Regions from separate parts of the Mus musculus genome. Here region 2 is linked to region 1. Evidence: chromatin loops called from intact Hi-C (ENCODE). Cell type or tissue: gastrocnemius. All regions are shown on one strand. Each heading gives the region's core, and the rest is flanking DNA. Links, peaks and the distances in the headings are about the cores only.

What was found. A loop is a pair of places that touch in the nucleus more often than their neighbours do. Peaks named below come from ENCODE experiments on the same cell type or tissue, not always from the same donor. Only the 100,000 strongest peaks of a DNase experiment are listed, where the experiment ranks them.
Region 2: a loop joins it to region 1, with 3 times the contacts of the local background. A loop is called at or near these places in 20 of 42 quality-filtered maps.

What each region holds. Positions count from the first base shown.
Region 1 is chr16:42,913,842-42,929,953 of GRCm38, reverse strand. The region is part of intron 1 of Zbtb20 (zinc finger and BTB domain containing 20); the gene reads right to left. Among named protein-coding and RNA genes, the nearest start is that of Gm19522, 9.8 kb to the right of the region's middle. In gastrocnemius, for the core only: no CTCF peak of the experiment used is centred there; a DNase peak (open chromatin) is centred at 8,341; H3K27ac peaks cover 1,163 bases.
Region 2 is chr16:42,826,473-42,842,584 of GRCm38, reverse strand. The region is part of intron 1 of 4932412D23Rik (RIKEN cDNA 4932412D23 gene); the gene reads left to right. Among named protein-coding and RNA genes, the nearest start is that of 4932412D23Rik, 41 kb to the left of the region's middle. In gastrocnemius, for the core only: a CTCF peak has its summit at 6,462 (motif pointing left); no DNase peak of the experiment used is centred there.

The DNA of each region.
Region 1 (16,112 bases), core at 6,419-11,418:
TTTTACTTGGTGGTTCAGGAAGTCATGAAATCTTAGACCTTGAGAAGAGCATTGGGCTATATGGGAGACTTGGCCAGAGTAACGGAAAGGGGGAAAATTAAATTTTATCTCAAAAATAAAAGAAATTATTTTTAAAAATACTCAATGTAACCAGTCTTCATCATGATAAATCAAACTGCAATGAGGAGGTATCATCTTTCACTCACTGGCTTTCAACAAAATAAAAGCCACGTTTAGGTATGAATATAGTGAAGTTGTAGGTTTGCACATTGTTAGTAGAGGTATGAAATGGTGTAACCACTAAAGAAAACAGTATGGAGGGTTCTCAAATTAACAAAATTAACAATATACTTATCAAATGACACAGCATTTCCACTTCTGAATATTTATTCTAGACAACTGAAATTGAATCTTACAAAGACAGCACAATGCTGCTTCTCTGTATTGTTTATACTGATAACTGTTAATCCTCACAACCTTATACAACAGGTACTGTGGGGGATTGCAGGCTGGTATTCAATTGAGCTGAGGTCTGAACCCCAGTGGTGATAATTCACCTTCATGACATGGTAGGCGTTCCCTCGTGCTCCTGGAACTCTGGCTCCTGCTTAAGTTACCGCCCCAACAGCCCCCACAAGAGAAGCATGGTCAGTAGTTACATAGGCAATGGCCCAAGCTTCTGACCTTCAGGCTAAACTCCTCCCCAGTTATCTAGCAACAGTGAAGACCATAAAAAGGGCTGTTCAGCCCCACTTCCCCCTCTTACTGCTTACTCTCTTGTCTCCCTCTTACCCCTCACTGTCACCCTCTCTCCCCTTCCTTTGTCTTCTCTCCTCTCTCCTCTCTCTTTGTCTCCTCTCCTCTCCTCTCTCCCTCTTACTCTTTCTCTCTAGCCTTTCTCCCCCCCCTCCTACCTTCTCTCTTTCCCCCTGCATTTCTATAAAGCTCTTAAACCATAGAGAGTCTCTGCTCCATCAAGATGCGCTGCGCACTCTGGTCAGTGTTGGGAACCTCTTCCCTTATCTGTCTCTCTTATAACCCCGGGAATTTAGCAAGGTAGCTCTGGTCCCCAGGCAGGGGTGCCCCTTGGCCACCCCCTGAAGAGTGGGAAAGAGGCAAGTCTACCCAGAGATGAGTGGAAAGGGTAGGAAGCAGCCCTCCCACACCTGACTGACCAGAGAATAGGGAAACTCTGGCTGGGAGTGGGCCTTTTCTCCCCACCTTCCCCCGGGCCCCCTTTTTTTAGTTCCCAACAAGGTACTACTTTGTAAATAAGAAAAAGGAAGTACAGCTAATCTAAGTAACTTGCAGAAAGTTACACAACTTATAAATTTCAGAGGAAGGGTTAATAGCTGGGTCCAAACACCATAAACACAATGCTAATTTCCTGCCTCAATTACCGAGACTTTCGAAGACAACCCATAAAGGATTGTCATAGAAGATTTCATAAAGGATTCATAAGGGGTTACAAGACATAAAACTCCTTTGTGCCTCACAGATCCTGTATGTTGTTTCTGACATGAGTTAGGGAATAAAAGAGCAAAGAGAAGCTGTAGAGAATACTTTCACTCAGTGCTAAGCCAAAATTCTGGCAAAATCTAAACTATAAACAGAACGGACCCACGATTCTTTGAAGAAATTATTCTTCATTCCGGCAGCTTCTCAGAAATTTCATTCAAAAGCAGCTAAAGATTTTTATATGCTTCACTGATATAATCATACTTCACCTTTAGCTTTTATCAATATTGGCAAATTCATATGTGCCACTTTTTGTCTGTATTTTAGTGCTAATTAAAATGTTTCAGCACTAGGGAGATGGATCAGGGAGGCAAATGTTTCCTGTGAAAGCACAAAGACCTGAGTGCAAGTTCCCAAAACACACGATAAAAAAATCTGTCATGAGCCTTAATCTCAGCCTTAGCAGAGAGGAACACAGAGACAGGAGGATCCCTCAAGTTATTATGCTGAACATCTGAGCTTCAGATTCAGTGAGGAAGCCCTATCTCAAAGGAAAACTGGAAAGCAAGTAAAGAAAGATATGCTGTTTTGAACCTGGATTTCACACTTACACATACATGTACATACACATATACATGTCTGCAAACATACTTGCATGACTACACACACACACACAGAGGATATTTCACATATTTATTTGAAGCATACAGCAACACTACTAGTAAGAATATGGGTGAAATACATGTGTAAGCATTTCAAACTAAGAATAGACAAGGTAATAATAAAATAATTAAAATAAAAACAACTACCAAAGCATTATCAGACTTATTTACTCTTTATCACAACCAAGATATAGAAATAATATGAACCTTGAAAGAGTAATAAATTCTTTTTCAACAATAGATTATATTAAATGAATTTAAAAGATGTATAAGACAATATCCATTTCAGTAACCTAGAGTTGGAGCTTAAAAGACACTGAACTACTAAAATATCATTGTTGGTTTTTCATCAAGTTAATCAAGAAGTCTTATATAACGCTAAGAAGTAAGAGTCTTCTTTAATGAATACCATCATGAATTCTTATGTGTTCAATACTTAACCATCATGAATTCATAAGCATAACCAAAAATTATTAGTAAAGTTTCCAGACAATCACTTCTATTTCTATGATTGATCATCGATAAACTGATGCGCTATAATTTGCAAATGTGGGATCCACGTCAGTGGCAGTGAAGTCAATCTGCACGTTCCTGCCCCTAGGAATTCAGGTGCTGAACCGATAGACGACAACACTGGAGAGGGAGCTTTAGGACATAATTATGATTAGCTGAGATCATGGTGTCAGTGTCATCAAGAGTGGGAACTGTGCCTTACAAAAGAAATCCCAAAGAGCTAGTTTGTTCACTTCTGGCATGAGAGCAGACAAGAGAATTCAGCAGTCTCCAAAATGGAAGAGGGCCCTCTTTGGAACCTGCCAACGCTAGCTACAGCCTTAGATTTTCAGCCTCCAAAACTGTAACAAATAAATTTTTGTTGCTTGTAAGTGACTCATAGATGGTCGTCTGTTCTATGGACAGGCTATTTTGAATGTCCATTACTAGACATTCAAAATAGCCTGTCCATAGTTTCACAGATGTTATGTACCGTAATCAGCCTCAAATCTACCCTGGGCCACCACAAACAAGTAAAATCATTTTGTAACGTAGGAAGCCATAAAGTTAACATGTAAACAGGCGTCTCTCCATGTTGAAACACATAGCTAGTAGAAAATATGATGGGAGAGAAGACACTTCATAGGACTTTAAGTATATAAAAAGCTAAGTAAATGAGTTAAGAGAAAAACATAAGACTATATAAGAAACTTAATAACAAATGTTTAAATCTCTATGTCAAAGACCATAGAATAGTTAAAAGACACAAAAGTTATTAAATATATGGGAGGAAACTCAGCTTCTGCATAAGAGATGGTACTCCCATAAAGATAATCATTGTGCCTGTGTCAAGTCAGGGACATCTAAAATTACATGAGAATTTTCACAAGGTATTTTTGTTTTTCTTTTATACAAGTTCTTCTGGCTGATTATAGTGTTTATTTGGAATAACAACTGATCAAGAAAACTGAACAAGAAGAGTAATGAGGGAATTGGAGAAGGGAATGAACACCTTAAATATTAAAACATATTATAAAGCCATAGTAATTTACAATTATGAGAAAACAGCACACAACAAACTTAGGACAGAAAACCTAGAAATGTACCTGATTCTATGACAAATTTTACCATAAGATACCATGTAAGCACTAGAAAACAAAACAAAAAACTAAGTCTTTACATAATGAGAAATAGGAAAACTTACTAATTGTACATCTCTGTGATAAGATCCAAAAATTCAACTTATCAGTATTACCAGAACTGTTTTGTGAGATGATCGCCATTCTCAGAATTCAATAGAAAGTAAATCTTAAAACTGTCAGAAAAGCAAAGATGTCACAGTTGTTGGTAGAAGCAATTTTAACACTTCCTCTTCCTATTGTTTTTAAATCCCAAGCAAAAATACTATAATAAAAAAAAAAAAAAACTCCACACCTTCTGTGACTATAACTTAGTTGAAAATCAACTACAGTACATCTCAATTTAGATCCAAACTTTTTCTTAAATTTCAAAACAATGTTTATATTTTTTATTAGGTATTTTCTTCATTTACATTTCCAGTGCTATCCCAAAAGTCCCCCATACCCTACCCCACCCACTCCCCTACCCACCCACTCCCACTTCTTGGCCCTGGCGTTCCCCTATACTGAGGCATATAAAGTTTGCAACGACCAATGGGCCTCTCTTTCCACTGATGGCCGACTAGGCCATCTTCTGATACATATGCAGCTAGAGACACGAGCTCCGGGGTATAGCTCTATCTATAATTTATATTATAAACTATATATGTGATTCCTAAGGTCCACGGGGCAGAGCCCCTTAAATGCATTTATATTAGCTTATCATTAAAAGTAATAATAAATGCAGATGCATTCTAAATCTCTGTTAATACTCATTTTCATACACTATTGTGAAGAAATACCCTAGTGCTTAAGACATCTGGGTTTAAGCCAGTCTATCATCGCTGGCGGCGTAGTATTGGAGTGCATTTTGAGACAGCATCTTTGCTTACCTTGAAATACCATACTTTACAAAAAAAAGCAATAAGCCTCTAACATTTGTAAAGATTATGTTTAGGAAGAAAAACACTGGGCATTTAGTATCTTTTTAAATAAACACTTCGAAAAGAATCATACATATGACTAAAACCAATTATCCCACCACCAAGTGGCAGGAGGGTATCTGTATCTCTGGGTCCTATAGATCCTATAGATGCCATCTATAGAATGGAGAGGTAACAGTCTACAAAACTACATATTGTCCTCACAAGTGGCTTCTGGAAAAGGGTGTATGGTTTGGTTTGGTTTTTGTTTTTATGAGATGTTAAACTGGTAAGGTGGCAAAAGACAACACAGCCTTACTACACAGTGGCACTGCCTTACAAATGAAAACCTGCACTATTCCTTATGATCAGGGTTTCACCCATTTATTTGGTTAATCATTCAAATGGCTAAACAGACCTCTAATTTGAAAATAAAACCAATTGATGCAATCACAAACAAGTTCTAAAATTGCGGTTTATAAAAATTGAAATCTTGTTCTAAGCCAAAACACACACACAGTTACCTTTTCCTAATCAGAGCATTCATTTCTCCTCATTATGATCTCACAAGCACATTAAAATCTTATTAACATTAATTACTTCTGAGCGCCTATGCATGAGCAGTGACAGTCGTGAGCTTGCGCGTGTCTGGATCATATCTACATTTATATACCTTACTGCACTTTGCTTATAAAACATGTGAAAATATTTCTGCTAACACCAATTAGCTAATTCCTCCCTCCCTCTCTCTCTCTCTCTCTCTCTCTCTCTCTCTCTCTCTCTCTCTCTCTCTCTCTCACACACACACACACACACACACACACACACACACACACACAAGGGGGGGGGGAGAACTGCTGTTTCACTGAACAGCCTATCAGGGATCAGCAAACATATGGACAAACGGACAAGGAAGAAATAGAAACACCTTGGATGTGAGAACTAAAATTCATCATATTTGGGCTTAATTCTTGAGGTAAAGTCAAACTCAGAGAACAAAACAACGAAAGGAAATAAAATCACATAAACTGATAAAGCTACAGAAACTAATAGTTTCTCGGCCCAGAAACTATTGAGTGGGATGGGGATGGCAATAAAGCAAAAGTTAGAAGAAAAAAGCAACAGACTTGGGAGCCAGAGGTAACCATTCCGTACATGTGCCCATATGGACATGCACCTCACACATCTGCCCATGTAAACAAACTTATCATTTGAACAAAACAACAGAGATTCTGCCTATAAAATATGAACAAAAACCTACTATACCTTAGGCTCAAAAAGTCATCACAAGCAAATAAAATTTTTATGTAATACAAATGACCTGTGATCCTATGTATATGATAAACACTATTTACAAGAGCCACCCAACTCTACCCGAGAACCTCAATCAAATGCAGAAAGCTGGGCCACTACAGACATCAAACAACAAAGAACCATTTTGCTTAGCACTGTCTTCTCAGCATCCAAATATGTTATCATCTACACATACACTCCATCCACTACTGCCCTCCTCTTCCTCCATCCTGTGTCATCAGGAAGAGTCACTAGGACTGCATCTCTGATTATCACAACTACATCTACATTTCTGTGTTTGCCCCATCTGCCTATCTTCTCTCTCTTCTCCTCACAGCCTATACTTCATTAGTGAATCCAAAGTCCACTCAAAGACCATTTATCTAGAGCTACATTTTCTAACCTGAGTGTCAGTACCATTTTTAACTCCTTGATGCTGCTGACAACTATTATCCCAAATCCTGCATTGCTTTCACAAAGGAAATATTTCAGAATTCCTTATATAACATGTAAAGCATCAGCAAAAAGAGTTCATTTTTAGTTCAGAATAAAATTTTGAGTGAGAAAAATTCTGTCTGCTTTGGTCACAATACTTATTATTTGTTGAAATAAGAAAACAATAAAGCTTAATTTTAAGAATTTTAACCATTGATTATAGGTATTAAATTGAGAACATCTGACTAAGAATGAAACAGAGAAAGGGAGAGATCATAAGACAGTCAACCACCTAGCACAATTAATGCTCAAGTTGATTTCAGCAGTTATAGTTTAATTCTGTAATTCCAATTTTCTACCTATTGTTCAGCAGTCTCATAGCCTAGCATGAATAAACACCCTATAGCAGCACATGTGTACCCACTCCAGATGTGCTATGTCAGAAATATCTAAGTACTGTTCTTGCCCAGTATAATGCACATTAGCAAAGAAATGGAAAGGAACAGATATCTTGCTCCTTATAAAGTAGTATTTAAAATGTATATTAGTATCAATGTAGAGTTGAAATTTTTATAAAGAGCATGCTAAATTTTATTAAAGTTGAGTTATTCAACATGCTTATAACTGAAAAAAAAAAAAAGCAGTGACCATTCTCTGGGAAATCTAAAACATACCAATAAAAAGACTGTTAACCAGTGAAGTGTTTAAGTATTCAGTATAAATTCAATAATAGTAAAGTAAAAGCAAGTGCAATAAAATAATATTGAAAATGAACAAAAGTTATTTCAAGTGAATGCCAATATCATATCTAAAGGTTGAAATCAGCACCCTTATGAAGTTTATATGAGTTTCATACAGGCAACAGCATCTGTCACAGTGCTACTAACTACCTGCACAGATTCAAATTTAGCCAGATTTATAAGGCAGCACCAAGAGCTCCCAAACAACAAATAAATAAACCTACAGAACCAACATTCAAAAGTCTGAAAATATTATAAAAAAATTAATGGTTGTCATTATTACACAATAGTACTTTATATTTCAAAAGCATTTATATTTAACGAATGATTAAACATTAGTTTATAAGTCATCAATAGCCAAGTAAAATAAGGAACTTAAAAAAAAAGTATTAGCCAAGTGAATCACAGAAGAAATATCTTATGAGAAATATCTAAGTTTATAGACTACTAACAAAGAAACTTATTTAAAAATCAATTTATATTAGCACTTTTTGGGAACATCTTGCATCACCCCCTTAAAGATCACAGGGAAAAGAGGCAGCACAGAAATAATGTTGAATTATCAGCTATCAAAAGTACCATGGTTAAATTTTCAGTTCACTATTTTACTCAGAGCTTCCCGGCAACCCACTGACATATGACCAAGACCGACTAGCAGAAAGTGACAAAAAAAAAAATGTTGAGGCTTCGAACCCACCTTCCCTCTCATACAGGCCACATCACAAACTAGAGATTAGGTGGCCAAATTTTAACATCAAAGGTGCACTTGGCATTTGAACCAGACCTAAGAATAAAAACCATGGTCTTTATTGTCCAATAAAGCTAATAAGCTGAGGCTTACTTAACTCTTTCCTGGCTTTTTGGATCTTCTCAAGGATTACTGAAATTGGAGGCTACATATGAAAGGACAGTTCATCATTTCCAAACAAACGATCCTCATCCAGATTGCCCTCCAATCCGTGAAATCTGAGATGCCTCAGGATTCTTCTTTGTGAAAGCCTTACAAATATATCCAAAGATGGTGAGTCCCATATGGCTCTGATAAATGAAACCCGTTATTGTGAATTTCAGGCTCTTCTTTACAACAAAACACTATTGGGTGAATTTGGTGCTCATGAAATAAAGCACTAATTGCGTGGCCTAACAACACTGAATCCTCTGCCTAGCAGACATTTCAAGTTGTGCCAAATTGGTTTTGGGATGTGAACACATATCCTGGAGCCAGACTAGCTCACATGCACTCACTACTCCCTGGAAGGAAGTTGGGCACTCTTGGAAACTACATTAACTCTTTCAGGACACCCGGGAACCTGACTATCATGAAGAGAAAGGCCCTTTCAAGACAAAAACAAGTCGTTCTGCACAATGTGAAGCCCCAGTAAGAGAGGTAAAAACAGCAAAATCTGACTGAGGCTTAAGTATCCACATTACGTATTAGACAGCATCTGGACCCCAATAGATGCTTTCTCAAATGTATCTTGAAAGTGCTATTCCTTTTCTCCTATGTATGCATAATTTCTAAGACATTAATAAGAGTTGTGTGCACTCCTGAGACAAGAATTCATTTTAAGCTTAATATGCCACATTTGCCTCAGGCCAAGCGATAAGAAACTTTTGTTTCTTTGGTAACCACTTTCACCTTATTATAACAAGAAACTCCTTTAGTGTTTTTAGCCACATGAAATGTAATTTCCAAACAAGAATCTTTTTCTATGGTCTTTGTATCCTGGCTCACAGAGATGCCCACAAACCTGGAGCTGCATATTTAAATGGCAATTAACCAAATCTCTCCCTCTCATGCAAATCTATGTTCATAATTTTAAAAACAGGATAAGGAAAATTTTGAACTGCTACCTCTTTTTTTATGTCCTAAATAACTTGTTGGGGATCAGTACTTATTTTTCTAGAGAATTTTAACTAAATAATTAATTTGTAGTAGATAAGAGCATATTTATCTGTCCCCAAGAATATCCAAACTGCACCACCTATAATTTTAGAGTTTGTAGGCTAAGGCTACTGTCTCCTTAAGGCGGTCAACTTCATCTTTTATTTTGAAAACTTGATAAAGATGAAGTCTAGATGAGAACTGTGGGAAATACGTAGAATCCTTGGAAGATGTCATTTAGTTACTTTAGCTCCTTCTGGCTTAAGCATTCTCCATTTCTTACAGAACCACACTTAACTTCCTGCCAATTGGTGTGAATTTAAATGGGAGGTGAGAAGCCTGTGCTCCGCTTCTAACAAAGCCGCAGGCCCTCACCACTGGCCTCCTCAGGCCACTGAGACTGACTGACTCCATAGCTGAGATATGAAAACACAAACTTGTCAGCAGGCCCTACCTATAAGGAAACTAGGTGCTATTGGCAAATAGGACACATTTGTGAATCAAATGTATGGCTGTTTTTGAACTCAATTAATTTCAATTCTTAGAATAGAATCCAAGGCTCTGATGGCTGTGGGTATGTCAATATGAGAACCATCTACCTGATCTGCATTCATGTTTGGTAACAACTCAAACATTCACTAACCAAAGTTTAGAGGACTGGAAACTCTACTGCAGTGTGTGCAAACCATGTTGAATATGATGACATTCCCTCTGAGTTCTTCTATGCAGTTACTGGGTTAGCTTCCGGTGACCAAGTCAAACTCAGGTTGTGGTTTCAGTTGGCACAGAGAAACCAGTAAGGCGGCATTATAAGGAAAAGTGAAGCTACTGCCCACACACTGCACCATCCACAGATTTTCTATTTACTGTAACAGTGAGAAGCTGACTAATAGATATGACCTCAACAGGTAAGATGGGAACCAAGGTGAAATTTTCCCACAAGGCTCAAGCAGAGGAGATATCTAAGGAAGTTATAAACCTTTCAAAGACTAAAGTTCTAATTAATGTATCTACTCTAATTCCATGTAATATGATTATGAAGCTGTTTTTAAAACCTTGTATGTTCACTACAATTTCCATATTTAGAGCTCTGCCATGAGCACAATCTCTACTTATTCGACACCATGTCTATTTCTAACCCCATGATTGTTACATATATGGTCTGAATAAAAGATACACATGCTTAAAAGGATGCACACTGGCCTTACAGATCAGCTTGTTCTAAACATCCTTCATGCTCAAAATTTACCTGACAGTCTACCTAAGCCTGAAACTATCACGAAAATAATTTTCAGATATTACAGCAACAGCAAGAAAAGAGGAGGGAGGAAACAGGCTGCAGAGATGTTAGAGTTTCTTCATCAATAGAGGCACCAAGCCAGGCAATGTTCTCACTGAAGAAATAGCTCCAGTACAAGTCTCAACCCTGAAAACACATGTGTAGCTGTAACTAGTCATTTTACCCATGCAGGCTTCTCCTTCCTAACCTGCAAAGCAAGGCTAACCAGTTGCTTCCCATATGCCTATACTGGCTAGATGTTTTCACGTTTTACTCCGAGCCAAAACCTCATCTACATAATACCAGTCACACCTTCCCCTCCCCATTGAGTTTTCTGACTTTCTGTGTTTGCAAAGACATAAAATTAGCTGTCAAAATTGAACATGCCCAGTAGCCAGGACACACGCTGGCCTCAAGATCGGGAAGGAGTGAGTTATGTCAAAGTGCTTATTTGGCCCCAACAGGGTCACTGTTGGTATACTACCTCCCACTACTAGCTCCTGTGGAATTTTCCTCAGAAAAATGGAGAACTGTTTTAAGATAGACATGCCCTTTAAGCTGGTCTCAAATCAAAATAAATTTAGGATATTCAAAGAGCCTACAGAATTTTCCCTGTGGAGCTTAAATAAATTACTGACAAAATTTTCCATTTCATACTCCCTTACTAAATTTGACTTTCTACAAAATCATGTTTTAATTTCTATATTTGAAAAAAGAGTAGGTAAACTTCTTAATTTTAAGATCTACCCTTCATTCTTCCCAAGATGACCACCTAAAAGAGTGTAATTTGGGAAAAGGTCACTCTTAGAATTTCAAATGTAATCCAAATCCCCAAAATTGAAGTTCTTCTAAAGAAAGGATTACATTCTCCTGTTACTACATCTGGATACATACATACATACATACATACATACATACATGTTTAATATATGAATTAAGTTGTCATCAAAACTTTCCCAAACTATATATGTATCTTGATTTATAAGATCATGGTTATTTTCAAACATAGATGACACAGACCATAGTTTCTTTACACTGTGACTACTCGACATGCATTAGAAATAAACTTATATCCTACAAAGCTTATTAGCACTTTGTGACTTGTGGTTAACAAATGTGACACCTTTTGATTCTGGGGTATACTATGATTGTAAAGAGTACACTTAAAGTCACTGATAATATAGTAAGAGAACTAACTTTGCTATCAATGTTAGACTGAATCCGTATTTAACCTAAGCTCTGCCCCTTACTAAATATGCAATCATGTATGAGTCACTTAACCATTACAAGCCTAGTTTTCTTCTCTTGTAGGAAATACCTCATAATCCCATAAGTAAAGCTACTTAAGAATTCAATGACTATAGTTAGAAGAACTATGTAGGCTCCTTTTGATTGTTGGTATTTTATTTCTACCTCCATCCAGAAATCATTTTCAATGGAAAAGTAAGAATTTCTTTCCATTAACATGATTTAATTAATAACTATTATATCAAGTGGCTCACACACATTTATGCCTCCCAAAATTAGATACTACCACTTAACATAATGAGAATTTGATAAAGGTTCATTAGATTTGGGGAAAATAATATAATGTAGTGAAAAAAACACAGACCCTGAATCTCAACTTTGGTGTACACAGCTGTCAACTAATGTCACAATGGATTCTACACAGGGGTTTTCATCTGAAGCACAGACAGACTATCACTGTACATGCAGACTTGTAGGTAAAGATAAATTAAGTAACCTGTGTGAAAAACAAAAAGTATTGTCCTTCTTCCGTAAGTTTTGGTTATAAGACAAGACTAAACTTTTAATATATGGCAGTACTGACTAGCCTTTCACATGTAAAATACAGCTGTATTTACTTAAGGAATCATATGATTGATGAAGTTGAATTTGGATGCAAGGATAAACATATTGTAACATTAGACCTTAAAAAAATAAAAAGCAGTCATTCTCACAGTTTGCAATAAAAACTGATGGAGTAGCTTTTATAAGATACATGTGACTTTGGAATCCATGCATATGAAAACTCACTTGCTGATTGTGATACATCTGAGACTATATGTAGATGACATAAAAGTCAACTAATATTTTCTCAATTGATTGGACCAGCTACAATGCAGGATTCCTGAGTTTCATTGACCAATTACTGGTGATGGAGCTTGGATAACTAAAATTTAAGAAATACTGTAAGGTGATTATTATGCACCCTGATGCTTAAAAACCAATGAACTATATGGTATAATAATTAAATGTTTGAAAACATTTCCCATAACAATTGCTTACTTTTTAAAAATTAGCTTCTATACTTAATAAATATGATCAAAAGCAACTTGTGAACACTAAGTATAAAAAGTTATTTAAAGACAGTAGATGTAGTCTTGTTTTACATTTACTAGTTATTAAGGCAAAATACAGAAAATTTCGAAAACATCTCTAAAGAGTCTGCTGCCACAGAGGAGCATTCTAAGTAATGCCCCAGATTTGAATGTTCTTAAGCTGTGTGTGTTGCTCTGACTTGGACTTTATTATCGTTCCTTCTTTAGTTACAGCAGTAATTGCAGGGACACTCCTTAGTATTTGTACACTGTTTTTACTACTCGTGAAAGCTTTACAGACATGAACTCACTCGTTTAATCCTCACAATAACTCTATAAGAGTTTATAGGAAAGGTAACATCTACTATTGCTTTTTAAAAATTATAAAGGCAAACTTAAAAAGTTAAGTGAATTATCCAATCCTAAGTTTATTTGTGTTTTCAGTGATATGTGGACTTAAAACTCAAGCATAAGTTCCATACAAAAACATGTGAAACTTAAACCTTAACTCTGACTTTAACAAGTTATGAATAAAGTTTAAAATAGCATGAAATAATATGTAGGTGGCAAGTAGTTGCTCTTTAAAAATATTCTACTTATTTTATAGCTTAAAAGAGAAAGATGGTGGTAGCCCAATCAACCAAACTAAATATTTAATAAAATGCAAAATCTTACGGTGCCTCTCTCTTATAATTCCCATGCCCACTTTAAATGTAACCCTGTAAGAAGAGCTTTCTCTTCTGAGTCATGAGATAACAGGTAATATTTTCAACAATGAGTAATTTAACTTTTAGCTATAGTAGTAATTCAAAAACTGAGATGTCAAAGGTACAAAAATAATGTAAACACAAGAGCAGGCCTTCCAAAACTCATGAGTTGACACCCTTCAGATCAGCCGGATCAGTCCAATTCTTTTATGCACTGATGTAGGAGGGCCAAGTATCTCATTCACATTAGCACAAGAATTTTGTTGTGAAGCTGAAATTAGAAACCGAGCATTGACTACTGCACAGCCAACCATAACACACACACAAACAGAAAATGTCATTTTAATAAGGAGCACTCACAAAAAGGGACCTATCATGACTGCCCTCCAAAAGACCCAACAAGCAGCTGAAAGAGTCAGAGGTAGATAGTTGCACCCAACCAATGGACAGAAGCAGCTGACCCATTGTTGAATTAGAGAAGGCTGGAAGAAGGTGAAGAAAAGGGTGATCCTGTAGGAGGACCAGCAGTCTCAATTAATCTGGACCCCCGAGATCTCTCAGATACTGGACCACCAAACAGGCAGCATACACCAGCTGATATGAGGCCCCCAACATACATACAGTAGAGGACTGCCCGGTCTGTGTTCGTTCAAAGATGATGCACCTAACCCTCAAGAGACTGGAGGCCCCAGGAAGTTTAGAGATCAGGTGGGGTGGGGTGGTGGGGACATCCACGTGGAGACAGGTGGGTGGGGAGGAGGTGTGGGAAGTGGAACAGTTAGAGGGTGGATGGGGGGAATAAAATATGGAGTGTAAAAAAATAAATTAATTAAAAAAAGAAGAAAAACTAAATATATACATATATATATACATACATATATACATAATATATATACACACACATATATATATGTGTATATATATGTGTGTGTGTGTGTGTGTGTGTGTATAGTATCAAAGAGAAAGTTAGAGAGGATTGTTTGAAAAGGAGCTAAGTCAAAAGGTGTTCTTCCAAGAGAAATTCTTTGAAAACCATTTAAATCTTGGAGAGAGAAGGATAAAGTAAGTGTGTATATGTGTGTGTGTGTGTGTGTTGTGTATTATGTGTGTGTGCAAAATAAATAAATGTGTCATAAGCTGCCCAGTATAAGTATTCATGTGAACCTCAAGTGACTTGAGTGAGTATTCTGAGTACCATAGAAGGTTCCAGAATGACAGACAGTCATACATAAGTCTCATCCTCCAGCCCAGGGCTTACACAGCCTATATGCTCAGAAACAATGACAAGTGAATGTGAGAAGTGGTATTACAAGGGATGCATAGAAAAGTTCCCATCAGAATTCAAAAGAAGAAATAGCTTGGTGTCTGATGTGCTTAGTTTCAGTTTTATAAGCGGTAAGAACTGGGTGAAAATCTCTTGTCTTCTCCATCTCTAACTCTAAGTTAAATACATCCCTCCCTGAACTCAGCATTTTAAAATTTTCAATACTAGTATGAGAGAGGGAAATACACAGATCCTAATATTTTCTTGAGAATTAAGAATTCTCGAACACACTAAAACACTTCATACGTATTTTTGTAACATTAATGCAAAACCAAGGCTTAGAACAAATTGCAAATATTTTTCTGAATGTCCAGTTGTTTCCTTTTCACTGGCTCATGCATTAGTTACTCTCATAGCAACAGGGACACAAGGTGGCACTGTCGTGCTGACATTCATTCCAGGCCCTTTCTAAATGGACAAATTTGAAAGAGGCAAGAGGGGCTATTGTGGCAGTTAAAACCAGAGTTGTGATGCTGGCCTCCCAGGTCTGCCAGGACTTACAGGGGCTAAGGAAAAACAAATCTTTTTGAATTTCATGAAAATCACATTATGATTTTATAGAAGACAGTGTATTCTCTGATGGCATCGCCTAAATATCATGTCTGTGTTCATAAAATGTTCAAAGGCATCCAGTTCAGCTTTGCCAGTAGAAACTCAGAAGTGAGCGGTGTACCACGGATAAGCTGTGGACACGGACCACCTCTCCATCTAGTGGCCAGTGGGAAAGAGGAGCCATGGAAGCTAGGCTGCACTCCACTCACTTAAAACTTACTTAAAACTGTCTTTTCTCAGACGACCCGCAGGCAATTAAGTCCTTCAGTCTGTCAAAAAAATAATTTTTGGTTTATTGCAATTATTGAGTCATTAAATATGACCAATAATATATCGTGATATTTACTTAACCCTGATCCCACCACCTCAAAGTTAAAGTGCTGTGCTCTCTCAGACCAGAAGCTCTTTCTACTCTTCCACCATTGCAAACCCAAACTTCCTCCATCCACTTTTAGCTTATAAACAGAAACTATGAACAGAGAGAGCTACAAATAAAGCTACCTAAAACAAAAATCACACTGCTGAAGACTTAAAAAATAGAATCAGATAAGTTTTACTGTTTTACTGTCAAAGAAAAAAAAAATCCTGCAAAACAGAGATTGTGACTTATTTAAAAATCACAGTCAAAAGAAACAAGGCCTCCAGATTTAGCCACTTAAAACCCTTTCTTGCATTAATTAATACCACCTGATTCCAGAGGAAGAACTTTGTAGCAGACTGTAGGGTTTTTCTCAACATACCAGAAAAAAAAAAATAGTTTTTAAACTTTTGTTCATATGTTTCATGGCCAACTGATAGAACAAAACTATTGAGTGTAGGTACTGAAGTATCTATATCTTCATATTGGTGGGTATGCTGAGAATGTAAGAGTATAATTTTTTCTTAAAAGGAAAGAATTATCTGGATCTACTCAACATTTGCAA
Region 2 (16,112 bases), core at 4,186-9,185, 85 kb after region 1:
AGTACCCAAGGAGCTAAAGAGATCTGCAACCCTATAGGTGGAACAACATTATGAACTAACCAGTACCCCGGAGCTCTTGACTCTAGCTGCATATGTATCAAAAGATGGCCTAGTCTGCCATCACTGCAAAGAGAGGCCCATTGGACTTGCAATCTTTATATGCCCCAGTACAGGGTAACGCCAGGGCCAAAAAGGGGGAGTGGGTGGGTAGGGGAGTTGGGGTGGGTGGGTATGGGGGACTTTTGGTATAGCATTGTAAATGTAAATGAGCTAAATACTTAATAAAAAATGGAAAAAAAAAGAAATGTTTTTGCATGTGTAAGTTCATGCACAGCAATTTCAAGCCTTAGCTATCTAGGCTCTAAGCATTGTTGATACATCCAGTATGATATTTAGGGAGAAAAGAAAGGTTTTTGGTTATCTTTTGGAAGAGAGAAATCTATTGGTAGTTGAGATTGTTCTCATTCCTTTCTATAATGCCAAGTAACATGTGGAGACTGTGGGAAATGCAGGGTAACATAGATACTTGAACACAATTAGGAAGATGAATGTGGATTGTAGAGCAATACAGGTTAAAACTCAAGATCCGAGATCAAGAAACCAGCTGGGGAAAAATCTTTGCTTTATGGGGTTGACAAGAAATATCAGCATAACTAATACAGCATGCTAGAGAAAGTGCAGGCTGCACCAAGGCCCGTTCATGTCCACAGTGCTTATATTCTCACAGCATAAAGAATAACCACCATCCTTAGCACATGTGAGGCATTGGTAATCATGGCAGCCACTTCTTTAATGAGGCTATTATAAATTATTTCGTAGTTTTAGCTTGATTTATATTTAGTTAACATGTTTCTGTGGTAAACTATAGTTTACATGCTTCAAGGAAATGAGAGACAGTTCCTATAAGCCTTCTCAAGATAACAAAAATTTCCTAGGCACATAATAGGGCATTATAAAGGACACTATAAGGTGTGTTTTCTATACTAAAATATCTCATATGCGAATAATTATATGACTATAAAATAAATCCAGAAAATTTTTATTCTTTAGGATAATAATATCCAGCATAATAGAGGCAAGATGGCCACAGCAGAATGTACTTCTGTTTCTTACTCTATTGGTAAGCATATCAAAAAAGGTAAACTAGGTGATATCACAGAATACACTGTGTTATTAATTTTTAAAGCCATTTAATTTATGAGAAGGTCATGGAAAGCCAGTTAAATAAATTAAAGATCGTGGGTATAAGTCAAATAATCAAATATTATTATTTTTAATCCAACTATTCTTTTATGTCTGTAAATATAATTTTATTTAAAAATATTTAACATATCACAGCACAGAAAAGACTTCCTCTCTGAGACATTGTATTGAAAAGCTATAGGCCTTAAAAGAAATCCTGAAAAATTTGAAACAGATAATATTTTCTTTTCTTTTTAATGTTTCATATGGGTACTATAATACCACTACAGGAATGTCTCTTCTTTAGACACATAAATAACAATAATACTTCTATAATAACCACCTTGAGATGAGTTTTTAATTGCTTTGATAGTAGCAATTCCAAAAATATGCTAGCTCTATTTACTTTGAATTTTATTCAGCATATGGGCATAGGAAAGCGTTAGCATTTTCCAATTCTGAGGATGAATGTGTTTAAATGTTAAAATAACTCTGAACAGTTTCATGTTTTTCGTCATGAAGTTTGAGAAGAAATGTAAATACAGAAACTTGTGTCTGCCACTGTTGTTCTTTCTACAAATTTGATCAAGCTAGCAAAGACATGACTACAGTAGATGAATAATTTTGGCTTCCTACGACTACAACCTCAGTTAAACTCATGATGCAAAAGTATTTCTACCATCTCTTCAAAACATTCACACAATGTAGATATGTTTGCCTAAACTTTGCTCATCGGTTTTAAATATCCACTTAATGGAAGGTGAAGACAGTTATATCTGGTAGTGGAATATTAGAAACAAAAAAAACCCTTTTGGTACTGGGTCTCAGTTTATAGAGTCACTTTCTAAGAAAGACAGATGTCATTTGTTTTACAATTAAATTTAGTTTGTAGTGAGACTACTCTGCTGAGGTGCAGAAAACCAATCAAGTAATCGGGGATTTCTTTCCTGTTCTCCCATATACTTCTTTCCCCTCTACGATTTAGCAGTCAGTCTGTCAGGAAGAATAGTCTGGGTTCTTACTTTTCCTGACAATAGAATGTATCCAAGTCATGCCTCAAATGTACTGAACTGCCTCTCTTAGGGACTTGGATTTGCTCTCTTGCTTCAGTATTATACCCCCTTGATGAGTGAGTTTAATGTTTGACATCTTCTTAATTCACTTATGTATGCTAGAACTACTCTACCATTCTTTATCATGTTGGGGACATATTTTGAAAGGGCATCAAGTCAATCTCTTTGTGGACTATGTGACCCTTCCAACTTAATGCTCCATTTGCATTCCCATCCTCAGGCTGAGCTCTACAAATGTCTTCAACAATGAGCTAATGCCTGATAGCTTGGAGTTCAGCTGTTTTAAGTTGAGTCCCCCAAGAACCCCAAAAAGGCCATTTCTTTTAGGGTCTAAAGTTTATACTGGATCTTGAAAAAGTTAGATTTTATGAGAAAGTATTTTAAAAAGTGACTCTAGGGGTCAGAAATCACAGGAGCCAAGAAGGAGAGGCGGTGCAATGAGACACGGGCATGGCTTTTGATTCAAGAACAATGAGGAGACTGGCTTGATTATTTTGTTTTGTTTTGTTTTGTTTTGTTTTGTTTTGTTTTGTTTTGCTTTGTTTTGTTTTGAGATAGGGTTTCTCTGTGTATTCCTGGCTGTCCTGGAACTCACTCTGTGGACCAGGCGGGCTTCAAACTCAGAAATCTGCCTGTCTCTGCCTCCCAAGTATAGTGTTAGCTTCTACTGGGGAATAATGGAATGTAAGGTCTAACACATTGGATGAGACACTTTTGGTTGAATTTTCCTAGGTCAGGGCTGTTTTGTCCTTGTACCATAATGCATTTTCCTCAGATTTTTGACCAAAAACAATTTGTGGGAAGTACAAAGCAGAGAGAACCAGTTCTAAAATTTATTGTTATGGACACCAATGTTGATTTTAGTGTAGTCAATGATGTTTCATTCCCATCATTCCTCTATCATAAATTTTAATGAAGAAAGATGGATTTTCATTTCTCTGATGAACTTGTGAGTCTGTGAGATAATCTTCCCTAGACATCAGGGAGAAAAATTCTGTAAGGGGAGAGCTATAGACTTGTCCATAAATAAACTCCAATCCAAACCAAGACAGGTGAAGAAGAACCAGTCACCAAAAACAGTTCAAAGCCAAATGGAGCAGATGTTCATAATGCTTCTATCTCCACCATGATCTTTTGGAGAATTTTCCTGAGGCAAGGACTATGAAAGTGACAGCCACACATCTGTGGTTTCTTACAGATGTGAATTCAACCTTTATACTGTTTTGTCTCAGCCCAGCACTCATGTCTTGACTCAAGCCATGCTGTACGCAGGGAAAGAAGAGGTTAGAGACCTCTGTGCCTTAACCATTCTCAAATGTAGCTTTAGCCTGGGAATGGCTACTGCTCTCCACCTTTGTAGATGTGCACATGCGTATTCTGCCACATACCAAACCTCCTCAAATAATGCTATGCTTGCCATTGTAATGGCAATATCTTGAACGTGCATGTGTGTGTGTGTGTGTGTGTGTGTGTGTGTGTGTGTGTGTAAGGGATTGAAGGGAATAAGAGAGAGTGAATGAGTATTGTGATCTGAGTATTTTGTGTCCTACTGATATTCATAGGTTGAAACCTAATTCTTTATGCAATGGTATTATAGATTGAATTTTAAATAAGTCTCCATGGTATGGAATTAGTCATGGTTCTAGGAAACAGACTGATAGGATGAATGTGTGTGTGTGTGTGTGTGTGTGTGTGTGTGTGTACAGTATATATAAAAAAATTATTAAATCATTGTACTCTGAAACATGACAACAGTTGTCTCACACTCGAGTGGCTGAGAACCAGTTGTTGCTTCCGGTCTCAAGGCTGGGTGCCTCAGCCATCAGACTTAACATTGTGGAATAGCTGTCTCACACCAGAACAGCCATGAACCCTGTAGTTGCCCAGTCCCTGAGGATGTGTGACTCAGCAGTTCAAATCTGGCCCTGAGAACCTGTAGGGTTTCTAGAAGCTTTTGTTCTTCAGTCCACAGTGGAACCCTGGAGATGCTGTTTCTGGTATCAACGGAGAAATCAGCTACAACAACGGAGGAAATCAACTCAAAGGCAAGAGGAAAGACCATGAGTACATCCTCCATCTGCCTTGCCCTGTAGTCTGGGCTGCTTCTAGAAGGTGCACTACACATTTGGGGTGTGCCTTTTCACATCAGTTAAGGTAGTCAGGATAGTCCCTCAATTGAGGCTCTCTATTGAAATAATTAGGTCTTGTAGCAAGTTGATGTTAAAATCAATTGTCACAGGCCTCATGAATGGTATTTGAAACTTTATAAAAAGGGATCCTGGCCATCATTGAAAAACCAACACGCAGCCTCCCCACCTCTAAGTCCACAACGTAACCGTGGCTTGATTTTAAACTTCAGCTTCCAGAACTGTGAGGAACTTCTGCTGTTTGTAAGCTATCCAGTTTATGACACTTTGCTTTAGTAGCTCTAATGGACAAGCAGTGGAAGAGGGTATGAGGGTGGGACACAAAGAGGGAATAATTGAGAAAATTAAGCCAGCCACAAGTGTGTGTAACAAAGAAAAGTAATGAAAATGGCTAGTACTAGACAGGATGTAGTGTAGCTGTTCCCCGATGCACTGAGGATAAGATTATAATCAAGACACCTTGAATATGCAATGTGAACCTTAAACATATCAGTACTGACGTTTCTGTGGGTTTTGAAAGAAATCTCACATAAAGACAAATTTATGCACCAAAATGTTCATTGAAAGATTATTTCTAATAAACACCGAGACAGAAATATCCAAGAATTATGGATGGGGTACGAACAGTTGCTAAAATATACCTATATGTAATGGAAATTACGTATCTATTAAATGTGATGTTTACAAATAGTATTTAATTACAAGAGTAGCAATTCTGATCACTATACTTAAGAAACTGTATTTTAAAGTTAAATGTGAAATATGATTTTAGCTATGTAAAAAACATGCATTAAAATATAGGGATTTTGTCAGGATGAAAGCAGTGGTGGGTGATTCTTTTCTCACCTTCTCATACTAATGTCAACACATTTTCAGCCTGTGAGCCTCTTCAAGAGGTATTTTCTATAGCATCATTCTTAATGAAAAAAAAAATACTACTCTAATAGATGGTGATAATTGAACCGTGTATGTCACAATATAAAGTCTTACTTCCCATTGACCCAATCTATTACTTCACAAATTGTCTCTTTAGAAAATATTGCAAGTTCATGTTATGATATCTGTTCTACCTGTTTAAAGACTATTTTAGAAATAAACCAACAGAGGCCAGGAGAGATGACTCAGTCATTCCAAGAACTTGCTGCTCTTCCAGAGGTCCTGGCTTCCATTCTCAGTACCCACATCAGGTAGTTCAAAACCACCTGTAACTCCACTTTCAGAGAGTCCAATGCTCCCTTCTGAATACCAATACTTATGTGGCACATATCCACAGACTCAGACACTCACACAAGCATACACACACGCATGAGCACACACACACACACACACTATACACACAAAGATAATAAACAAACAAATAGCTGCAGAAATGATGATATGGCCTAGAGTATGGTTTCCAGGGTAAAATCTGTACCTGGAACCAACAACATCAGCACCACTTAGAAACTTACTAGTGATACATATCTTCAAGTCCTTTCAGAGACCTGCCTAATCACATGCTCTGGAGAACTGACTGCACTATCTGAAATTTAAAATATCCTGTTGATTCAGATTCACAAGCAAGTTCAGGACGTTCTGGCCAAGAGCAGGGGTAAGATAAATACCAGAGTCCAAAGACTAAACCTGCCCACATATTATCTGTGTGTTTTTGAACCATCATAGTAATAGATAGTTTTGATAAACACAGTAAGTCTCATAGAATGTAAACATTTACTAATTGACTACATAAAATATTTGCAAACCCTTATTCTATAGAATGGAGGATCCTTTAGGTTATGTGTTTCCTTACCATTGGAGATACAAAGAATATCTTGAGAATTTACACTTTGACCAGTGCAATTTGATGAAGTGTCTGTGAAATTGAAGTTCAATTAAATATATTAGTGGGAGTTTCACTAATGATGAAATTTTGTAGGGAATATATGTTGACTATTCTTATGTACTCATCGTATTTCAGAAACAAACATTAAATAAAACTATTCTTATAAATGAAAATGGATCACAGAGAGTTCGTTTATCTTGCACTGAGACAAAATAAATCTAAAGGGTTCCACCTGCTGGCAGAAATAAAAAATTACTCTAACATAAAATCTACATTTAAAAGATTGTCTGGTTTAACAGAAATGATAATTTTGGAACTTTAAATAATAAAAAAGACAAGTATGCGGTCCATTTGTTTTTTAAAAAACAGCAATTTTAAAGAAAGAATAATCCGGCATTAACTAGGGAAGCAGATAACCCGGCCTGATCAGAGGCACAAGTCCCTTCCGGTCCACTCCAGCACCGGGATGCCTTGCCTGCGGAGTCTCCGGACACCCGCAAGGACGCACACAGGATCCCCCTCGGGATCCTAAGACCTCTGGTGAGTGGAACACAGCGTCTGCTCCAATCCAATCGCGGGACCTGAGACTGCATTAACTAGGGAAGCAGCTAACCCAGCCTGATCAGGGGCACAAATCCCTTCCGGTCCTCCCCAGCACTGGGGTGCCTTGCCTACAGAGTCTCTGGACACCCGCAAGGACCCACCAGGATCCCCCTCCGAATCCTAAGACCTCTGGTGAGTGGAACACAGCATCTGCTCCAATCCAATCGCACAGGACCTCAAACTGCATTAACTAGGGAAACAGATAACCAGGCCTGATCAGGGGCATAAGTCCCTTCTGGTCCACTCCAGCACCGGGGTTCCTTGCGCGCAGAGTTTCCGGACATCCCCAAGGTCCTCACAGGTCCCTCCACGGAATCTTAAGACCTCTGGTGAGTGGAACACAACCTCTTCCAGGAGGGAGGTTGGAACACCAGATATCTGGGTATCTTCCCTGCAAGAAGAGAGCTTGCCTGCAGAGAATACTCTGACCACTGAAGCTAAGGAGAGAGCTAATCTCCCAGGTCTGCTGATAGAGGCTAACAGAGTCACCTGAGGAACAAGCTCTAACCAGAGACAACTATAACAACTACCTTCAGAGATTACCAGATGGCGAAAGGCAAACGTCAGAATCCTAACAGAAATCAAGACCACTCACCATCATCAGAATGCAGCACTCCCGCCCCACCTAGTCCTGGGCACCCCAACACACCTGAAAAGCAAGACCCGGATTTAAAAGCATATCTCATGATGATGGTAGAGGACATCAAGAAAGATTTTAATAACTCACTTAAAGAAATACAGCAGAACAGAGCTAAACAGTTAGAAGACCTTAAAGAGGAAACACAAAAACTCCTTAAATAATTGCAGGAAAACACGAACAAACAGGTGATGGAATTGAATAAAACCATCCAAGACATAAAAAGGGAAGTAGACACAATAAAGAAAACCCAAAGTGAGGCAACGCTGGGGATAGAAATCCTAGGGAAGAAATCTGGAACCATAGATGCAAGCATCAGCAACAGAATACAAGAGATGGAAGAGAGAATCTCAGGTGCAGAAGATTCCATAGAGAACATCGGCACAACAATCAAAGAAAATACAAAACACAAAAAGATCCTAAATCAAAACATCCAGGAAATCAAGGGCACGATGAGAAGACCAAACCTACAGATAATAGGAGTGGATGAGAATGAAGATTTTCAAATTAAAGGGCCAGCAAATATCTTCAACAAAATTATAGAAGAAAACTTCCCGAACCTAAAGAATGACGTGCCCATGAACATACAAGAAGCCTACAGAACTCCAAATAGACTGGACCAGAAAAGAAATTCCTCCAGACACATAATAATCAGAACAACAAATGCACTAAACAAAGATAGAATATTAAAAGCAGTAAGGGAGAAAGGTCAAGTAACATATAAAGGAAGGCCTATCAGAATTACACCAGACTTTTCACCAGAGACTATGAAAGCCAGAAGAGCCTGGACAGATGTTATACAGACACTAAGAGAACACAAATTCCAGCCCAGGCTACTATACCCGGCCAAACTCTCAATTACCATAGATGGAGAAACTAAAGTATTCCACGACAAAACCAAATTCACACATTATCTTTCCATGAATCCAGCCCTTCAAAGGATAATAACAGAAAAAAACCAATACAAGGACAGAAATCACGCCCTAGAAAAAGCAAGAAAGTAATCCCTCAACAAATCAAAAAGAAGACAGACACAAGAACAGAATGCCAACTCTAACAACAAAAATAAAAGGAAACAACAATCACTTTAACTTAATATCTCTTAATATCAATGGACTCAAATCCCCAATAAAAAGACATAGACTAACAGACTGGCTACACAAACAGGACCCAACATTCTGCTGCTTACAGGAAACCCATCTCAGGGAAAAAGACAGACACTACCTCAGAGTGAAAGGCTGGAAAACAATTTTCCAAGCAAATCGTCTGAAGAAACAAACTGGAGGAGCCATTCTAATATCGAATAAAATCAAATTCCAACCCAAAGTTATCAAAAAGGACAAGGAGGGACACTTCATACTCATCAAAGGTAAAATCCTCCAAGAGGAACTCTAAATTCTGAATATCTATGCTCCAAATGCAAGGGCAGCCACATTCATTAAAGACACTTTCGTAAAGCTCAAAGCACACATTGCACCTCACACAATAATAGTGGGAGACTTCAACACACCACTTTCATCAATGGACAGATCGTGGAAACAAACTAAACAAGGACACAGTGAAACCAACAGAACTTATGAAACAAATGGACTTAACAGATATCTACAGAACATTTTATCCTAAAAAAATGGATATACCTTCTTCTCAGCACCTCATGATACCTTCTCCAAAATTGACCATATAATTGGTCACAAAACAGGCCTCAACATATACAAAAATATTGAAATTGCCCCATGCATCCTATCAGATCATCATGGACTAAGGCTGATCTTCAATAACAACATAAATATGTGAAGCCAACATTCATGTGGAAACTGAACAACACTCTTCTCAATGATACCTTGGTCAAGGAAGGAATAAAAAAGGAAATTAAAGACTTTTTAGAGTTTAATGAAAATGAAGCCACAACATACCCAAACCTATGGGACACAATGAAAGCATTTCTAAGAAGGGAACTCATAGCTCTGAGTGCCTCCAAGAAGAAACTGGAGAGAACACACACTAGCAGTTTGACAACACATCTAAAAGCTCTAGAAAAAAAGGAAGAAAATTCACCTAAGAGGAGTAGACAGCAGGAAATTATCAAACTCAGGGGTGAAATCAACCAAGTGGAAACAAGAAGAACTATTCAAAGAATTAACCAAACGAGGAGTTGGTTCTTTGAGAAAATCAACAAGATAGATAAACCCTTAGCTAGACTCACTAGAGGGCACAGGGACAGAATCCTAATTAACAAAAAGAGAAATGAAAAGGGAGACATAACAACAGATCCTGAAGAAATCCAAAACACCATCAGATCCTTCTACAAAAGGCTATACTCAACAAAACTGGAAAACCTGGACGAAATGGACAAATTTCTAGACAGATACCAGGTACCAAAGTTAAATCACGATCAAGTTAATGATCTAAACAGTCCCATATTCCCTAAAGAAATAGAAGCAGTCATTAATAGTCTCCCAGCCAAAAAAAGCCCAGGACCATATGGCTTTAGTGCAGATTTCTACCAGACCTTCAAAGAAGATCTAATTCCAGTCCTGCACAAACTATTCCACAAAATAGAAGTAGAAGGTACTCTACCCAACTCATTTTATGAAGCCACAATTACTCTGATACCTAAACGACAGAAAGACCAAACAAAGATAGAGAACTTCAGACCAATTTCCCTTATGAATATCGATGCAAAAATACTCAATAAAATTCTCGCTAACCGAATCCAAGAACACATTAAAGCAATCATCCATCCTGACCAAGTAGGTTTTATTCCAAGGATGCAGGGATGGTTTAATATATGGAAATCCATCAATGTAATTCATTATATAAACAAACTCAAAGACAAAAACCACATGATGATCTCATTAGATGCGGAGAAAGCATTTGACAAGATCCAACACCCATTCATGATAAAAGTCTTAGAAAGATCAGGAATTCAATGTCCATACCTAACCATGATAAAAACAATCTACAGCAAACAAGTAGCCAACATCAAGGTAAATGGTGAGAAGCTGGAAGCAATCCCACTAAAATCAGGGACTAGACAAGGCTGCCCACTTTCTCCCTACCTCTTCAGCATAGTACTTGAAGTCCTAGCCAGAGCAATTCGACAACAAAAGGAGATCAAGGGGATACAAATTGGAAAAGATGAAGTCAAAATATCACTTTTTGCAGATGATATGATAGTATATATAAGTGACCCTAAAAATTCCACCAGAGAACTCCTAAGCCTGATAAACAGCTTCAATGAAGTAGCTGGATACAAAATTAACTCACACAAGTCAATGGCCTTTCTGTACACAAAGGATAAACAGGCTGAGAAAGAAATTAGGGCAACAATACCCTTCTCAATAGTCACAAATAATATAAAATACCTTGGCGTGACTCTAACTAAGAAAGTGAAAGATCTGTATGATAAGAACTTCAAGTCTCTGAAGAAAGAAATTAAAGAAGATCTCAGAAGATGGAAAGATCTCCCATGTTCATGGATTGGCAGGATCAACATTGTAAAAATGGTTATCTTGCCAAAAGCAATCTACAGATTCAATGCAATCCACATCAAAATTCCAACTCAATTCTTCAACGAATTAGAAGGAGCAATGTGCAAATTCATCTGGAATAACAAAAAACCTAGATTAGCAAAAACTCTTCTCAAGGATAAAACAACCTCCGGTGTAATCACCATGCCTGACCTAAAGCTTTACTACAGAGCAATTGTGATAAAAACTGCATGGTACTGGTATAGCAACAGACAAGTAGACCAATGGAATAGAATTGAAGACCCAGAGATGAACCCACACACCTATGGTCACTTGATCTTCAACAAGGGAGCTAAAACCATCCAGTGGAAGAAAGACAGCATTTTCAACAAATGGTGCTGGCACAACTGGTGGTTATCATGTAGAAGAATGTGAATTGATCCATTCCTATCTCCTTGTACTAAGGTCAAATCTAAGTGGATCAAGGAGCTCCACATAAAACCAAAGACACTGAAACTTATAGAGGAGAAAGTGGGGAAAAGCCTCGAAGATATGGGCACAGAGGAAAAATTCCTGAATAGAACAGCAATGGCTTGTGCTGTAAGATTTAGAATTGACAAATGGGACCTCATGAAACTCCAAAGCTTCTGCAAGGCAAAAGACACCGTCAATAAGACAAAAAGGCCACCAACAGATTGGGAAAGGATCTTTACCTATCCTAAATCAGATAGGGGACTAATATCTAATATATATAAAGAACTCAAGAAGGTGGACTCCAGAAAATCAAACAACCCCATTAAAAATGGGGCTCAGAGCTAAACAAAGAATTCTCACCTGAGGAATACCGAATGGCTGAGAAAGCACCTGAAAAAATGCTCAGCATCCTTAATCATCAGAGAAATGCAAATCAAAACAACCCTGAGATTCCATCTCACACCAGTCAGAATGGCTAAGATCATCAAAAATTCAGGTGACAGCAGATGCTGGCGAGGATGTGGAGCAAGAGGAAAACTCCTTCATTGTTGGTGGGATTGCAAGCTTGTACAACCACTCTGGAAATCAGTCTGGTGGTTCCTCAGAATATTGGACATAGTACTACCGGAGGATCCCGCAATACCTCTCCTGGGCACATATCCAAAAGATGTCCCAACCGGTAAGAAGTACACATGCTCCACTATGTTCATAGCAGCCTTATTTATAATAGTCAGGAGCTGGAAAGAACCCAGATGCCCCTCAACAGAGGAATGGATACAAAAAAATGTGGTACATTTACACAATGGAGTACTACTAAGCTATTAAAAAGAATGAATTTATGAAATTCCTAGGCCAATGGTTGGACCTGGAGGGCATCATCTTGAGTGAGGTAACACAATCACAAAAGAACTCAAATGATATGTACTCACTGATAAGTGGATAATGGCCCAGAATCTTAGTATACCTGAGCTATAAGAGACAATTTGTAAAACATATGACACTGAAGAAGAATGAAGACCAAAGTGTGGACACTTTGCCCCTTCTTAGAATTGGAAAAAATCACCCATGGAAGGAATTACAGAGACAAAGTTTGGAGCTGAGACAAAAGGATGGACCATCTAGAAACTGCCATATCCACGGATCCATCCCATAATTAGCCTCCAAACGATGACACCTTTGCATACACTAGCAAACTTTTGCTGAAAGGACCCTGATATATCTGTCTCTTGTGAGACTATGCCGGGGCCTAGCAAACACAGAAGTGGATGCTCACAGTCAGCTATTGGATGGATCACAGGGCCCCCAATGGAGGAGCTAGAGAAAGTAACCAAGGAGCTAAAGAGATCTGCAACCCTGTAGGTGCAGCAACATTCTGAACTAACCAGTACCCCGGAGCTCTTGACTCTAGCTGCATATGTATCAAAAGATGGCCTAGTCGGCCATCACTGGAAAGAGAGGCTCATTGGACAAGCAAACTTTATATGCCCCAGTACAGGGGAACTCCAGGGCCAAAAAGTAGGAATGGGCTGGTAGGGGAGTGTGGGGGAGGGTATGGGGGACTTTTGGGATAGCATTGGAAATGTAATTGAGGAAAATACATATTAAAAATATATATAAAATAAAATTAAAAAAAAATAAAGAATAATCCATTTCATGGAATATGGAAACAAAATCATAGGTGTAGTTCATACAAAACAAACATTGATTTGTTAGACTAAAGTTTATGAACATATTGGCTACATATTTCCTAAGAACCAAGATAATTCATCACTAATTAAGATATTTTGAAACTATATATAAATAATTCTGTCATACAATTCAGATTGTATGGCATGATAAGTTCTTAAACTTTTGTGTCTTAAATTTAAAACGCCATAAAATTATGTTATGAAATTATAAGAAACACATTTAATGGTAATTTTACTTTTTAAATAGGAAGAATAGAGTCTTTCCTGAAGAATTTTAATTCAGTATATAAAGGTGCATTTTATTTCTTGGAAATAAAAATAATCCTAAATGGTATGTAAGTGGTCATCTGCACACAGAGAAGCAAGATTGGCAAACCAGATACAAATGTAATCCTTTTTCAAAATTAGTGAAGTATAATTTTTGTACCTTAAATATATCCATTCAAAGTAGACCATTCAATGACCTTTATTAAGCTTAGAGAATTGTGCAATTAATGGCTATAGCCCATTTTAGAATATATGAACCATCTCCTGTTCCCACTTGCAGTGTTTTAATCAGTATGTCCAGCCATAGAAAATAATTAGTATTCAGTTTAAAACTGTACCTTTATGGATATTCAACAGGAATAAAAATACAGAATATATAGCCTTTAAGGTATGATGCCTCTACATAGCCTATACTTTGACTTTATCCTAATTGTAGCATGTAGTAGTAGTTTTCTCCCTGGTTGCTAAGCAATTTTCCTTTTGTAGATAGATCATATTTTTATTTAAATTTACTTTTAATGAATAAATAGCATTTACACACGCACACACACACATATATGGGGCAAGTCGATGTTTTGGTACATGTTTCCATTGTGAAATGATCAAATCAGGAAATTTAACATACCTATCATCTGAAACATTATAATTTTTGTGATAAAGATATTTAGTATCCTCTTTTATAGCTATTTTGAAATTTACAGTGCATTGCTAATTATAGACCTCTTCATAGCAGTACAACACCAGACTTATTCACTTCTAAAATTTAGTTGTATTCACTTTATCTTACATGTCAATGTTTTGCACCATGTATGTTCTTGGTACCTACAGAGGTAAAAAGAGGGTATTAGATTCCCTAGAAATAGAGTTCTTGATGTTTGTAAACTACAGTGTAGGTTCCAGAAATAAAACCTGAGTCCTCTGCAAGATGCCCTCAACTGCTAAGCTATGTCTCCACCCCCCAACTTATTCTTTATACACTTGGATAATACTTCATTCTCCCTGCTCCTCTAACTCCTTTTGGTAACGACTATTTTGCTATCTATAAGTTTGGACACTTTTATCTACCACAGATGAGAACAAATGTCACATGTTTTTTGTGTGTGTGCTGGGCTTCTTTGACTTAACATAGTAATCTTCAGATTCACTCACTTCATATTGGCAAATGATGACATTTCTTTTTCTCAGGCTGAACACTATTCCACTCTGTGCTAAGTCCCACATTTTAACATCCGTTTATCTATTAATGGACGCTTAGTCTATTTCTATGTTTTGACATTGTGAATCATTCTGCAAGGAGCATGTAAATGCAGACATCTTCCCGCATACCGATTTACTGATTTTAGTTCTTTTCATATACAGGCAGTAATGAGATTGCTAGATCATAACATGAAAATTCTTAGTTTTTAGAGGATGTTCTATGTTTTCAGAAATTACTGCACCGATAGATAATACCACTAACAATGTATGAAGATGCTATCTTTTAACATGCCATTGTTAACATTATGATGAAAACCTTTTTGATACACAGCCTAACAGATATGAGTTGATGTTACATTGTGGTTTTAATTTATATCTTATTGATAAGTATTGAATGTGTGTTGGCCACTATATTTTTTAATGGGGCTATTTCTTTTCTTGTTACTAGTTAGATTCTTGTGTTCTTGTTCTATGTAGGATTTGCACATCTTTTCTCTAACCCATGGTGTGATAGTTTAGATGAGAACAGTCCCCACTGGCTTATATATTTGAATGCTTTGTTGCCAATTGGTGGAACTGTTGGGAAAGATTGGGAGGTGTGACCTTGTTGGAAAAAGTGTGTTACAGGGGTCGGGCTTTAAAGTTTCAAAAACTTGTGCCATCCCCAGTTTGTCTTTCTCTGCCTCCTACCTATGGATCAAGATATGAGCTCTCAACTGTTCCTGCCAAGGTGCAGTTGCTCCCTCATCATGGACTCAAACCCTCTAAAATTGTAAGCCCAACTAAATGCTTCATTTTAATAAATTGCTTTAATCATGGCGGTTTGTCCCAACAATAGAAAAGTAATTAAGACAAATTGGTTGTCTCTTGACTCAAGGCTTTTTCCTTGCTGTGCAGAGATTGTTAATTGGTGTAATGCTGTTTACTTATTTTTATTTTCTTCACTATGATTTAGGAGTTATGATCAAGTAACCCTTTCTTTTACCAATGTCATAGATTTTTTTTTGTCTTTTGTTCTTTTAAAAATATGTTTTAATAGTTTCAAATGCTTCATTTAAGTCTTTAATCTATCTGAGGTTGATGCTTCTTTAAAAAAAGATAAAGACATATATATATATATATATATATATATATATATATATATATATATATATATTTGTATAAGTTTGTTTTTCAAATTGGGTCCCTACCTAGTCTCAAACTTTAGGCTTCCAACCTCCTGCTTCAGCTTTCCAGTAGTTGTGGAGACAGATGAACATCTCTGTGCCTTGATTACTATGACCTTATAAAATATTTTGAATTCTTCTGCTGTAATACTTCCAGCTTTACTATTTTTGCTCAAGATTGGTTTTGATACTGTACCTAAAATTTTAGCATAATAAAGTTTGGAAAATGTACTTAATTACTTTGATATTTGTAAGTGTGTTAAGTCATGTTTTGTGGCCTACCAGATGATGACATTTCATATGTTCTTCAGATGAACATGTATTTTGTTGATATATGGTATATTGTTTTAAATATTTACCAGGTCTGTCCCATTTTAACTAGCTTA